2 separate regions of the Homo sapiens genome follow, and region 1 is linked to region 2. Evidence: chromatin contacts called from ENCODE Hi-C or POLR2A ChIA-PET data. All regions are on one chromosome and are shown on one strand. The core of a region is the stretch at or near the end of the contact, and the rest is flanking DNA. Distances in the headings are between cores, read along the strand shown.

Region 1 (7,109 bases), core at 4,094-6,593, 360 kb before region 2:
TGTGATGCTACAATTACTAATGATACTGCAATGTTCATTTTTAGTTCCTTATCTGAGGGCCCAATAGCTGTCATCGTTTAAATGCAGAAGCCAGGCCTTGCAGTTGTTTTCTAATTTAGTTTGTAGTTAGTTTCTCAAATGATTTGAACACAGTTTTTGTTTGTTTGTTTGTTTGTTTTGTTGTTGTTGTTGTTTAACACACTCATTATACCACAGTGCCTGTTTTATCCTCTGAAGCTGTTATTCGGTCCATTTTAGCCAAATAAGTGGCTAAAAAGAGTAACAGTTTTGTTTTGTTTTGTTTTGTTTACCTTGGTGACTGCAGTATTGCACTGTTATACTATTAACTGTCAATTTTTAAAAATAAATGTACAAGGTCAGAGTTGTCTGCTTTGGTCTGAAATGTCCCTAGGTGTATAATTAATAGGAAATTTACTAGAAACATTCTACTTCCCTTCTCTCAGGGAGTTTTGTTTGTTTGCTTGTTCTACTGCTTGCCTACTTGCTAGCCATAGAGGATACTCCTGAGCATATGAAAAACATATGAAAAACATATGAAAAAAATCCCCCACAGTCATCTCCCCAACCACACCTCCCTTTGGCCAAGAAGGCATCTTTTAGCTAACTAAGAAATCACATTTTGTAAAACATAAGCTACTTTCACAATCGTGGTAAAGCACATAACTTTTTTAGACTTCTGTCACATTTTGTGAGCTTCGTTCCTGCTTTTTCCGTGGTTCACACCATTAACTAGATGAGTAGGTGACCAACTGAAAAATCACTAAAGTGCACTTTACCAAGAGTCCTGTTCTGTGTTGCCCATAGCATTAACAGCCATTTTTGTTGTTGTTATTTTAGAGGGATGAAGACATCTAGAAAGAGTAAGCCATGTGTATTCTGGGAAATGTCCCATTTTATGTATGTCTCCCAGCAGGATATTTAAAAGTTGTTTCAAAATTCCCTTATGATGAATTTATATTCACAGTGTCAACAAATCTTTACTGAATGACTGCTGGATACATGGCACTGCCTCACACTACAAGGAATAAAATGATTTAGATTATTCATCATTAAAATCTATTCAGTGCAATTAGAGAACCACCATATCAACAGAGTGCCTGGAGGAAGAACTCACAAGTATAGAGCCCTTAATCAAATGTAGGTACTACTCTGAGTGCTCTACACACATTATCTATACAACTCTGTGAAGTAGTATCTAATAGTCCCATTTTAAAGATGACGGGCTTAAGATTCAGAAAGTATAATTCAGTTATGGGATTGAGATTCAAATTCATGTCTTACTGATGATCAGGATTCTCTTATGGTCAAATGCCTTAGAAGTTTGAGAAGAAATATATGTCTGGCCTAAAAGGTCAAGGATGCCTTCAACAGAACCTTTTCAAATAAATACAGGGTGAATACTTAAGATAGCTAATCATACTGGAGGAAACTGAGCAGCACTGCTGGAATAATAAAGAGAAATTTGTATTTAGGGAGAAATGGATGCTTCCTAACTGGAGCCTGTAGATAGGCAGATGATAGATAGATAGATAGATAGATAGATAGATAGATAGATAGATAGATAGACTAATGATAGATAGGTGCTTAGAAATGTAGTTTCACATCAAAGTAAGGAAATCATTGAATGCCATAAAAATGTCATATTGCACTATTGTGAAAAAAGGTGAAAAAACAGAAATCTATATATTTTAATATAAATAATTTAATAAATCCTCCCTATAAGTAGTTCTTTCTCCACCAACTATATGAAAAACTATGAGCACTATTTCCACCTCAATAAATTAATCACACATTTTATGGATGAATCATATTTTATTCAACCTTTAGTTTCTTTATATCTATTTGGTTTCTTCCATTTTCTTTTTTTTTCCTTAAAAATATTCAATTGAATATCTTTAATCATATACTTGTATATATGTTCAATTACCTCCTTAGGAAACATTTCTAAATTTGGATTGCCAGGTAAAGAGGTTTTAATATGTTTTATCAAATTATTTTATAGAAAGTTTCTACCAGTTTAGATTCTTACTATGCCAAGTTAATTTTCCCTGAATATCACTTTCAGAACATCATTTACATACTTAACAAACGCTTTCCTATTTTCCTAACCTAAGTTGCTGAAGATGTCATCTTTATCCTTATCTCCACGTGCTAAATATTCATATAACACCCTCCCTTTTGTATCTTTTCTTCAGGTTTATTGCATTCAAGTTCTAGATTTGTTTCTGCATGCAATCCAGCCGACAGCAACTTTTCCTGAGCTATCTCCATTTCCTCCATTTATCTATTTATTTATTCAGCCATTCACATATTCACTTATTCAACAAAATTTATGAGCACCTGCTGTATGTTGGCATTGCACATACACATTGGATATAACATTTAAACTACTCTTTTGATCCTTTTAATTGAAAATGTGATGAAATAATTATTTAAAAGAATTTTTAAAGACTCCACTTTCCACTATTTTTAATGACTATTTTTTATCTTACCTTTCAGATTTTACCCATGTGCATATTTTAAAATACTGAATTCAAATGACAAAACCCTTCATGATTTTATTTAATATTTTAATTTGATACTTATTACTACCTCATATTGTAATTTATCTTTTACTACATATTAAGCCTTTACATTCCAGTTTTAAACTCTTGCTGCTGAAGAGAATGAAATTGATATGGATGAAATGTGACTAGATAGAATGAAATAAATAGATGTGTTAAGTCTCTTTTTTCTCTCTCCTTCAATCTGAAGCATATCTAGATGTGTGGATAGCAGTTACGCTATAAATAACCTAGTCATCTAAGGGATAACAGGGGTCAAAACTTAAAGAATAAAAAATCATATATTTTCAGCAACAAAATGATCTAGGATTAAGTCAGAAACATCATGCATATTTTTCCTGGGTAGTTTGGCTGTCTTGTTTGCTAAGAAAGAATGAGTCAGTTTTCATATATTACAGGAAAATAATATTTGCCTTCTAAATAGCTGACACTGGGTTTTGCATTTCCTAGAGCAACGAGGAAGAGTTGCCTGCAAAAGAAGGGAGATGAATTAAATGGTTCTGAATGTAGGCCAGAATCTTAGAGAAGATATTGCAGCCTGTAAGGTAATAGCAATGTAAAGATACTCAGTTAGTAAAAATTATTCCAGAAGGCTTCTGTTTAATGACTTCCTGGGACCACATATCTTCACATAATGTCAAACAGTCAAAAAGGTGTTTTTACATCTTTGAGGGAGAAACCAACTAAATGTCTCCCCAAATTCCCACACCACCACTTGTCTAGTTTGGAATCATAATCTTCCTGGATTTCTCAACTACTAGACCTAACTCTAATCTGAAAAAGTCTTTTAGAGATGGTGTTGCTCCCACCCCCAAAGACTCTTTGAAAGCTATATTGCTCCTTTGGAGCTGTCCCATGGCTGAAACTCAATCTGAAAGTTAAACAGTCCCTATAGTATGTCAATGGCAAAGAACATTTATATGGCAGCCCTGTATTCCTATGACAACTTATGGAGGTCCATCCTTAGGTCTCTAAGAACATTATCTACAGGAGAAGGTGCTGTCCACGGTTAACACTACACAGCCAATTCCCCACTTGTGTGGCTGTGGGTAATTCCTGACAAGTGCCCAATTGCCATCTTGAAATGGGGGACATTTGGAGCAGTACATGCTCCTATAGTAAATGATTAATGTGCATTTTTCTGATCCTGACAGATTCCAAAAGAAGAGTAGATTGCTAGCCATAAAACTAAGCAGCATCAATGTGACATTACTGGAAGAATCCGAAAGTCTTTGCAGAAATGCTGTGCTTACTCCAATGTTTCTCAAAAACCAGCAATTTTAAAGAGACTAGGGTCAATATAAATGAAATAAATGGAGGCTAAGATAAAATATGTCAGAAAATTTGCTGAAAGGTTATTTTAAGGTGGCCTGTTAAAAACAATAATGGGCCATTAGGCTGTCTTGTTAAAGGCATTAAAGTCACAGGCACGATGTATGAGTCACATGGGCAAGATTTTCCATTTTATATATAAAAAATTCAATATTAAATTTCTGGTAAAAGTACAATATTAGTGTTTCTGTGTATATTATTACAAATCTTATTTAAATTGTAGGCAGAAAAATAAGCAAAGTAATTAATGCCTGTAGAGATGTCCTATCTAAATGTTATATAATTAATGTCCCAATATAGATTTTAATGTATTTTATTTATAATTAAGTATGCATTTAAAAATATTTTTGGCTGATCACTTTACACTCAGGTATACTGACTCTCTTTGTCAAAGACATCAGTAATTAATTCATTTTTAAAGCAAAATTTTGAGCACCTTCAATGAATAGGATAACTTACTAGCTAATTGAGGATATAAATGATGTATACAAAACGGTCATCTCATCATCTAATCTGGAATTAGAGACAGGTGTTTTATGTGTGGGGTGTGTCCCCATGAGCAAAGCTTCATTTATTTTGTTCACTGCTGAAACTCCAAGAAACCTCAACAAAATCTAGCACAAAGAAGACATTTGTTAGTAAAAAGAATCCTTGCTTAAATCTTGCTATTTTGAAAATTAATTCTCGTAGGTTCTTTCTGATTGTTATCCATTATTTTGGAGCCTAGATCTTAAATCATTAATTTAGTTGTTTTATTTAATTTTGCAGTAACAACACTGAGGAAATCTTGTTTCTGTTAATTTTTATGGGCTACTGATTATAAAGAAAAAATAATTTTAAGAAACATGAATCTGTCTGTGGTGAATTCCCTTGGCTAAGAAAACTGGCCTTTGCTTTTTGAATTTATTTATTTATGTATTTATTTGTAGTCTTAGACTATTGGTGTCATAGCATCAACGGTTAAAAATAAACAAAACATAGATATAGATAACTATCATTTAGATACAATCATTTATGACCCTCAGCTCAAACTCCCTCTTCTTTGTTATGAAAACTCAGGATCTGTAAACGGCCTTAGCTATTTTAATTAAATATCTTCTATCAAAGGTACCATATGGGAATTGTTGGGTTTGTCTGTTTGTTTGTTTGTTTGTTTTGCTTACAATATTTATAATGCCACAAACTGCCCGTTTAAATACTTTCTAAATGTCTGCATTGTCATATTTTTAATCATTAAAATTAATTGAATAAAAAAATCTTTATTTTCTATCCAGCAGTGCTCAGGAGTTTTGAAAGGAGCTGACTCATGAGCCATGTTCTGGGACACTGCTGATTCTCAGTGGGCAAGCTGTACTGTGTGTATTTTGGAGCTCCATAACACAGACTCATGCCTTGAATGGGGGGATGCCGGGAGGGCTGGGATGCTTGGAGAGAAAAAGAAAAGAAACAGAATATGGCAAGACACTCTACATGCTAAAGCTTACAGATGCTTTGATTACAGGAAACTTACGTAAATGATAACAGTGCGCAGAACTAGACGTGGAAGAAGGGAAAAAATATGGGATCCCGACATAGGCCTTTGTACTCATAAAATCACGGGTGAGACTGCTGAAAACAACTGTTGGGAGTTTTATGATTTAATCCCATTGACTGGATCACTGAACAGGGCATTTTTCACTTCCAGTTTTCGTGCTTTAGCTGACCTACGAAATCTCATGGTTTTGTTTGGTGACACGTGCTTTTAGGAAAACTTGTTATTTCTGCTGTTCTGCACTGCCCTGTCTCCACTGAACTGCCTGATCTCCTGTGGAATTTACAGTTTCAGCGCAGCCAGCAAATGCAGGGAAAGAATGTGTGCTTCATAGCTGGAGTGCTCCTGATAACAGTCCATTCTGGTATCGGTGGCTGGAAGAGAGAGGGACTGCCACCCAGTGTTTTTACAGTGCCTGTTTCAGGCAGCTTCTAAATTGACAGCGAAGGGTGGAGTGGGTAGGGGGAGAAACAAGAAAAAAAAATTCCCTGTCTTTGGGGTGGGGGAGATAATTCTAAAATCTCTGAGAAACTTAAATATGGTAATTCCCTATTCCAAACATACACAAGTCACAAGCAACCTTATTCTTTGGTTTCTAGGCACATTTTTGAGTTTAGCACAATAGGGAGAAGAAAATTGGAGGTTAGCGAATCCAGTAGGGCAAGAGGTGAAGAGGACTAAATTTCAGTCAAGACAACAAGGAAAGTACAAAGAATACAGTTTCTCTTTCATGTGCTTTGATCGTCTTTCCTGTTTTACCCTTAATGAATACTTTCTCAAAACTAAAAATAAAACACTGCATTCTATTAAATTGTGCTCTTCCTCTAAGGGAATTCTAAATGTGTAAGTGTATGTTTCTCTTCCATGAATATGACTATATATTTTCACATTTTATATATATATATATATAATTTCATACATATATACTTGCATATGTATATTTTTCTTCTTCTGGGAGCCAGAGAGTGGTCAAGAGAAAAAGGGAAAAAGAGTCCATGCTAGAAACTCAACAAGTAAATGTTAGTTTCTTTAAACTGCTAATGACCGCTGGGCGAGGTGGCTCACACCTGTAATCCCAACACTCTTGGAGTCCGAGGCAGGTGGATCACCTGAGGTCGGGAGTTAGAGACCAGCCTGATCAACATGGAGAAACCCCGTCTCTACTAAAAATACAAAAACTTGGCCAGGCTTGGTGGCACATGCCTGTAATCCCAGCTACTTGGGAGGCTGAGGTAGAATTGCTGGAACTCGGGAGGCGGAGGTTGTGGTGAGCCGAGATCGTACCACTGCACTCCAGCACGGGCAATAGGGCGAAATTCCATCTCCAAAAAAATATTCGAATGACCAAACATAGTGAGGAGTATCAGAAGATTTACAGTGGTGGCATAAAATTGTACACATACCACGAGAAGCAGAGGAAGGTAAGGCAGATCGATATTTGTATCTTCACTTTGTGCTATAGAGTATGCTTTCTCCCTAGCCCCACATGGTAGCCCTTGGAAAGTAGTAGATTGAAGAGGAGACAAACATTTCATGTGAACAGTTAAGGTGTGCCACGTGTGTATGCTCAGGGTGAAACTTCATATTTCATTCTAGGTAATGTGCCCACAAAGTCTCATATTATTCTAATTGGAGAATAGCCAAAGAAGAAATATAATCCC
Region 2 (6,602 bases), core at 2,611-5,110:
ACCTCAGCAATAATATTCAAGTGGACTCATAATTTAGATATAAATTATATTTTTATTTGTTAAACTGTCTGAAATTAACTTGGAAATTGTACTTAAAGAATTATAATTGTAATCTTCTGAACTTTATTTATCTGACTTCACAAAAGTGTGTGAAATTTTACAAAGGCACAAAATAAATTCTTGACTTATGGTTTGATTTCTGACCTCTGACTTCCTATACTTTCAGCTAAATCTGAGCTTAGAAAAATTCATGAATTAATATGTTTTTAATGAGTTTAGGTTATGCACATTTTTTACATTAGACTGCAAATAAATATTTTATATACACTACATAAATCATGTTAATGTAAATATGTAAATGATTTTCCTACACAGTGGAAAGATTGTTTATATTTTGACTGAAATCACAGAATCCAATTTTCTGTAATATCTGTTAACTAAGACATAATGCTTCTTTTCTGCTTATAATCAATTTCTTCTGCACAGTACCTTTTCTAATTCAGTTTAAATTACCCTTTTTCTGTGATGAACTTGCATTTTCACATTTGCCAGCTGTGAATGCATTTTGATGATAAGTACAAAAGTAGTGGGTTCAGAAACAGCCCTTTGATTTCATTGTTGTTAACTATTTAGTTTGACAGTCTTGGATTTGTAACATACTGAAATCTCCAATTGTCCCTTTGCCCTCGAATGGCCTGAATACTAGACACACACAGTATAACCTTTTCTTTCATTTGAAAATTCATAGAACTTATTCCCTGAAGTCATTATAATTTACTCCTATTTCTCTCTTAAAATCAGAGAATATTTCCCAGAGTTAAACAGTGAGGTAAATATTAGTATTGTAACAAGTTAAAACAAAATAGCAGGTGTACCCTCATTTAGAATGTGTCTTGAATTTGGACATTTCCCTACATGTACAGTCATGTGATTATTGGTAATTATACAAATAAATAATACAAAATGCATTAAAATTGGGTATATCTCCTTAGTATCTGAAGAGAGGCGTTTTTCATCTTTCCACTATACATTTATTATAGATGTTGCAACAGAGGGGATATAAAATTGAAATATTAAGGTCTTAGTCTCTGTTTCCATTTACTTAAAATTCACTAAATATATGTGGACGACGCTATCAACTTAGTTGTACAATGAATGCATAAAAATGTAAAACTAGTTTTCAGAATTATTGCTTTGGCGCACAGGTGTTGGTCTCATACACTATTTGGTATTGCTCAGGAAGACAAGTTCCTTTTGAATTCACTTTATATACAAACACATCGCATTATTAAAAATAATTGATTAGAAATAATATGCTTAAATCATAAAATGAAGCTAAAATAAATTGTAATGGTGTGAGGAAGTTCACCATTATGTTATTTTAAAATGAGAAAGTTTTGTATACTGATAATTTTTATGTCAGTGGCTTCATGTACAAATAGGTCTATATGCTTTATCATTAGTCAAATACAGTCGAGTGTAAATTTATATATTAATCATATACTGTATGCTGAACACTGTCTTCTTGACTGTCATTTATTTTTATTTAAATGCTCCGAATTCTTTGTCAATATATCTAGATACTACAAAAGAAAGAAGAGAAGTTTGAAAAACCTAAAAATCAGTATCACTGTGCAGCTATGCAGGGAGAACTGTCAGCAGCCTGGCACATGTGCATTTAATGTGAAGCTTCTTGTCTCTAAAAATAAGAGTAAAGTTACACATGCCCCTGTGTCTGACAGAGAGAAGGGACACAAAAAGAGGACTCACTATACCACCTACACTCATCAGAGGAGTGAAGGATGTTACTTCTTTGGTTTCCTGGTTTTAATGGAAAAGTATTTGTATTCACATCATTGAGTATTAGTCATTCAATAGATGAAAGGAATATTTTAAACTTTAAAGGCCACCTTGGTGTCATTTTAAGAAGTGGGGATGAGACCCTGGGGAAAGTGTTGAAATCCTGGAGAATTCGTTTTAACTATTAGAAGTGGTTTAATATTTGTAAGTTTGTAGTTCTGTGAGTTCTAAAGACTAAGTGCAGGGATTTATGTTTTTAACTCTTATGTTTTAGTTTACAAGTTTCATCCTTAAATCATCTATTTGTGTAAATAAAGCTTCATCTCCTCTATAACAAGTGTGTTCTCCCCATATTTTTTTTTGTCTCTTTCTAAGGTTAATCTATTACGCATTTACATTTTCTATGCATCCTTTAAGGGACACTGAAGATGCTTTTTGATACACTTTCTAAAATATTAAATAGGCATAATGGCTAGGAATATGTAACATTGAAGAAATGTTTCAGAAACTACAGAATCAAAGAGGTTTAAAGAATAAATTTCATATCTCTCTTCCATGTTATTTTATTAGGCAAATAAAAACTACAGGAGACAATTTAACATAAAATACAAATAAATATCTGGGGGTTGTCATCTTAGAGAACTCCCTACTATAAAAAGCAGAAACAACTCAATTTACTTTATATTTCCAGATAGAAAGGTTGGAAAAAGTTTGGAGCCTTATGTGAGATCAAACTTTGGATCTATCGGAAATAAAAGGAAATCATAAATGACTGAGAAATATTTTTAAAGGAAGAAATTATAGGACAAAAAAAGAAATTCATCTTAAACATGTGATCAAGTTACTCTGTGTGACCTTTGAAATTGAAGATTTGGCAATTAAAATTTTAAAGTTCTTCCTCTTATTACCTACCTCTTGAATACAAAGTGTCCGAAACTGCCTAATGGAAAACAGATTTCTCTACGCAGCCTTCCTTGCCGTTCGGGTTGAATGAATTCAACTGGAGATATTGGTTATGACTTTTTTTATTCTTAGTTTCTCTTTGAAAGATAAGCATTGAATAATTCCTGAAAATGGTAAATACTTGCGAAGAGAAAGGTCTTGCTTTATGAATTTAATACGTAGTGGCATTCTTTAAAATTCAGTGTAATTTATGCAGCGAAATGGAAAACTATCAAAGTGGAGGCAATCCAAGGAAAACCTTAGAAAATGATAAACGCGTAAAAAAACGATACGCAACCATCAGAAGGTTCTCTCCTAATGTCTCACTTCGCTCAACAAACTATGGTGAAAAGACAGGGCGGAGGAGAAGGGGCGCTTAAAACAAAAGACTTCCTTTCCCACTCCCTTTTCCTCTGTTTCTTTTGCCAGAGCTTGTTGCAAACTCTTGGAAACATTGTTTAAACATAATACACTTGGTTACTTTATTCTTTCAGGGATTGTGGTGGGTGGTACCTAAAACTGACGGCTCTTGGAGTAACAGAAAAAGAGAAGTAGAAACTTTTCAAAAAGGCAAAAAACAAAGTTACCCAGCCCGCGGAGGTTCTAACAACAAAAAAGTAAAACACACTTTACTTAAAGGCACAGCTCATTTCACTGTCCGGGCTCCGTGCTTGGTAGCTGAGAGAAGGCTTGCTTCGCCTCTGGTTTCTAAAAGATCGCGCGGAGTACAGCTATAGAAAAGAGTGTAAGTTGGGAGCGTTATTCTCGGATTTATTCTGCTACGCGAAAGCTGCGGTTGCTAAAAGCAGAGCGTCCAAAGCAGCACACACCTCGGCTACCATCCTCGTTCTCCTCTGAACATCCAGCGCGAGCTCAGAACCTGGAGGGAATCCTGGACCAGCAACCTGACTCCGCTCGGCACCGATTGGCTCCTGCCTCGGACCCCGCCCCCGTGGCCGGGGCGGCCATTTCGCCGGGACCCGCCCCTTGGCCCTGGGAATCGCCTCCTGGCAGGCCGGCTGTGCCTGCCACTCAGCCCGAGTGGCGGAGGCTCTCAGCTCGGAGCCCCGCCCCCTCCCCCCCTAATTGATATTATTGGAGTGTGGAGCAAGCGGCCGGTCTGCAGTCGGAGACTTGCAGGCAGCAAACACGGTGCGAGCGAACAGGAGTGGGGGGGAAATTAAAAAAAGCTAAACGTGGAGCAGCCGATCGGGGACCGAGAAGGGGAATCGATGCAAGGAGCACAATAAAACAAAAGCTACTTCGGAACAAACAGCATTTAAAAATCCACGACTCAAGATAACTGAAACCTAAAATAAAACCTGCTCATGCACCATGGTTTTTCAAACTCGGTACCCTTCATGGATTATTTTATGCTACATCTGGCTGCTCCGCTTTGCACACACAGGGGAGGCGCAGGCTGCGAAGGAAGGTAAGGTGATGGGAAAGCAAAGTTTGTTCTGACTTATTTATTTAGATGTCTACCTGCACAAGCCAGCTCGTCCGCGGCGCTGCCGGCCGCGCCTCCGGCGCCGGGCGACCCTCCCCCGCCGGCTCCCCGCCCCCTCACCGCTGAGGCCGCTCCTGGCGGACCAGCGAGCGCGAACCAGGGCTGTTCCGAGCCGCCTACAGCCCTGTGCCCGGAGCCGTCCATCCGACGGGTGCGGGATTTCTGGCGCGGGCAGTCTGGAGGGCGTGAGCAGCAACGGGGGTGGGGTGGGGTTGGAGGAACTGCCGGCGAGCTTATTTCTTAGTACCTCAGGCGGGTCACATCTCTCTCTAGCTCGGTCTTCCTTGTCTCCTTATTCGCCTTCTGTGGGAGCTGCGGCCAGAGTTGGGTTGGAGACTGGGAAATGCAGCCCCTACCGTCTCCGCCAGCCCGCCGGCGAGTGGCGGGAGCCCGGAGCCTTCCCAGAGGGACCGAGACTTCGATGAGCTCGGAAAGCTCGGGTTACTAATGAAGTGCTCACTGCGTCGGAGGCGGCGGCGCGGTCCTGCGGTTGGCGCTCGGCCGCCAGCACGGAACAATAACGCCGCGGAGGTGAAGCGCGGCGTGCGGCGCGCGACCCGAGGGCCGGGGATGTCTCCATTCAGCGCGCGCTGCGCGTCGGGCCCAGCGGTCATGGGGGCAGCGGCAGCCCAGCGGGCTTGGTCGGGCCGTGGAGGCAGGGGGCGGGCTGGAGCTGTGCAATTTGTAAGGATGCCGCCTGGGCGACTCAAAGTCCCCAATTATTTGCCCCATAGTGCAGCAATTGAGGAATCCGAGTGCCCAATCCTTGCCAAAGACCTGAACCCTGAGGGTTGGTTCTGGTAGGAGAAGGCAGGTTTTATTTGGCAAGCTGTTACAGATACGCCTGTATATGGTTATGTTTTCCTTCTTTGAACCTTTGACAGAAGGTAAAATACCTTTCGGTGCCTGTAGTTGGAGCTGGGGAAAAATAAACCCTGTCAATGGAAGTCTCTTGCTTTTGAGCAGTGTCACAATCCCATCCCCAACCCCCCTCATCCCGTCGCCCCCCTGGTCTTTCAGGCTGTGTATCTAAGTTTCATTTTTCGATCTGTTAAAAGCAGAAGAGAAATAATTACTTATTCCTGATGTGTAGAGGGAGAGGAATCTGTTATGAAATTTAGGTCATGGTGGTTATCGGGCGGGGTGTTGAGGGGACTTACATATAGGTCCTTGATTCATCTATTTCTGAAAACTTAGTGCACCTTTTCTTTATTCTCATCGTGCACTCCTCTTAGTTCGCTCAAGCCCCCCTCAAACCCGGCGCCAAATTCTAGTCCTTCTTTCAGCCTGACCTTCTGACCCCACTTTCCACATCTGCAACCTGTATAGATGCTGAACCCATTCAGAGAACCCCGTGCCTCCAAGCTGGCGGTTACGCGTTTGCAGAAGGACGGACATCTGCTAGAAACGCACGCTCATCCCCTCCAAAACCACATTTCTACTCCCCTGACGTTAGCGATCAGAAACCTTCAGCCCTGGCATACTGTGATTCCTCTGGAATAGCGGACCAGAGGAAAAGTTTGCACCGCCGCGGCGAAACCCCGCGCGCGAACACACGCAGACTCGGGCTGGAGTTTGGGCTATAAATAACTGCATCACTAGGGGGAGAGGTTCCTGCAGCCAGAATGTCTAGTTCTCTTTGCTCTTCTGGGTGCAAGCTACGTGAAGAGGATTCTGATTCTAAGAGCCTGAATTCTTTAGATGCAGAAGTGTGATGTATAAAAGGCGCGGGGGTGATGGGAGGGAGGGTGGTGATCTGTGGCTGGCGGGCGGCGAGTGCGCCCGGCTTCTAGGCGGCGACGCCTCTAGGGCGCAGCGGCGACCAAGAGCTGGCGTTCTAGGAGTTCACAAGCCCCGAGGCGGCCCGCAGTACCCAAGGGCTAGCGCTGGGAACCGCTTGAAGCAGGTGCCGGGCCTCCTGGGGCATTTGGGGGTGGCTAGAGGAAGATAAGAAACCCCCTTCCCTCACTTTCCTTGTGCACGTTCTCTCGGGTTGGTCAGTTATCATCGCTACAGGGAGCGCGTGTCAGAGTCTGACGCTTGAAGGCAAAGTGCAGCTGCTTACTTTTTCTCTCCGTAAATGCCGCCGCCGCCGCCGCCTCTTCCTCAGAGGAGATGCTTCCCGAAAGCCACTCTCCTCTTCCCGAAAGCCACTCTCCTCTTCCCGACTCCTTCTCGAGCGAGGGCGCCACCGGCTCCCTGGAGTGCCCAGGTCTGGCAGAGGCGTAATGGATGCTTGGCGCGGCTGGCGCGCCCGTCTGGCAGCCCCCGCCCCGCCCCTCCGACGGCCCCGCCCCAGCCCCGGGACGCCAGCCTTTGCCCGCGCGGTCGTTGCCTGGGTCTGTCAGGG

What was found. Hi-C counts contacts between places; a loop is a spot of excess contacts on that map. ChIA-PET counts read pairs that join two places held with the same protein, here RNA polymerase II (POLR2A). Pooled maps may share reads with other maps.
Region 1: a map of sigmoid colon shows a loop between it and region 2 (6-fold over the local background). The contact joins the enhancer-like site here to the promoter of EPHA7 in region 2. A Hi-C loop is called at or near these places in 5 of 168 maps with a recorded cell type or tissue (Panc1, chondrocyte, esophagus muscularis mucosa and 2 more) and 6 of 50 pooled maps. POLR2A ChIA-PET finds 5 or more read pairs at or near these places in 1 of 52 experiments (activated T-cell).

What each region holds. Positions count from the first base shown.
Region 1 is chr6:93,777,930-93,785,038 of GRCh38, reverse strand. No RefSeq gene overlaps it. Among named protein-coding and RNA genes, the nearest start is that of TSG1, 74 kb to the right of the region's middle. Within about 2 kb of position 5,343, at least 3 of the 41 ENCODE cell types and tissues checked have a DNase peak (open chromatin) inside an H3K27ac peak, as active enhancers do.
Region 2 is chr6:93,416,817-93,423,418 of GRCh38, reverse strand. It overlaps EPHA7 (EPH receptor A7), which reads left to right and starts at 3,860. Exons shown (of 17, transcript NM_004440.4): 1 at 3,860-4,174. The coding sequence starts at 4,078. RefSeq lists a silencer at 3,613-3,812.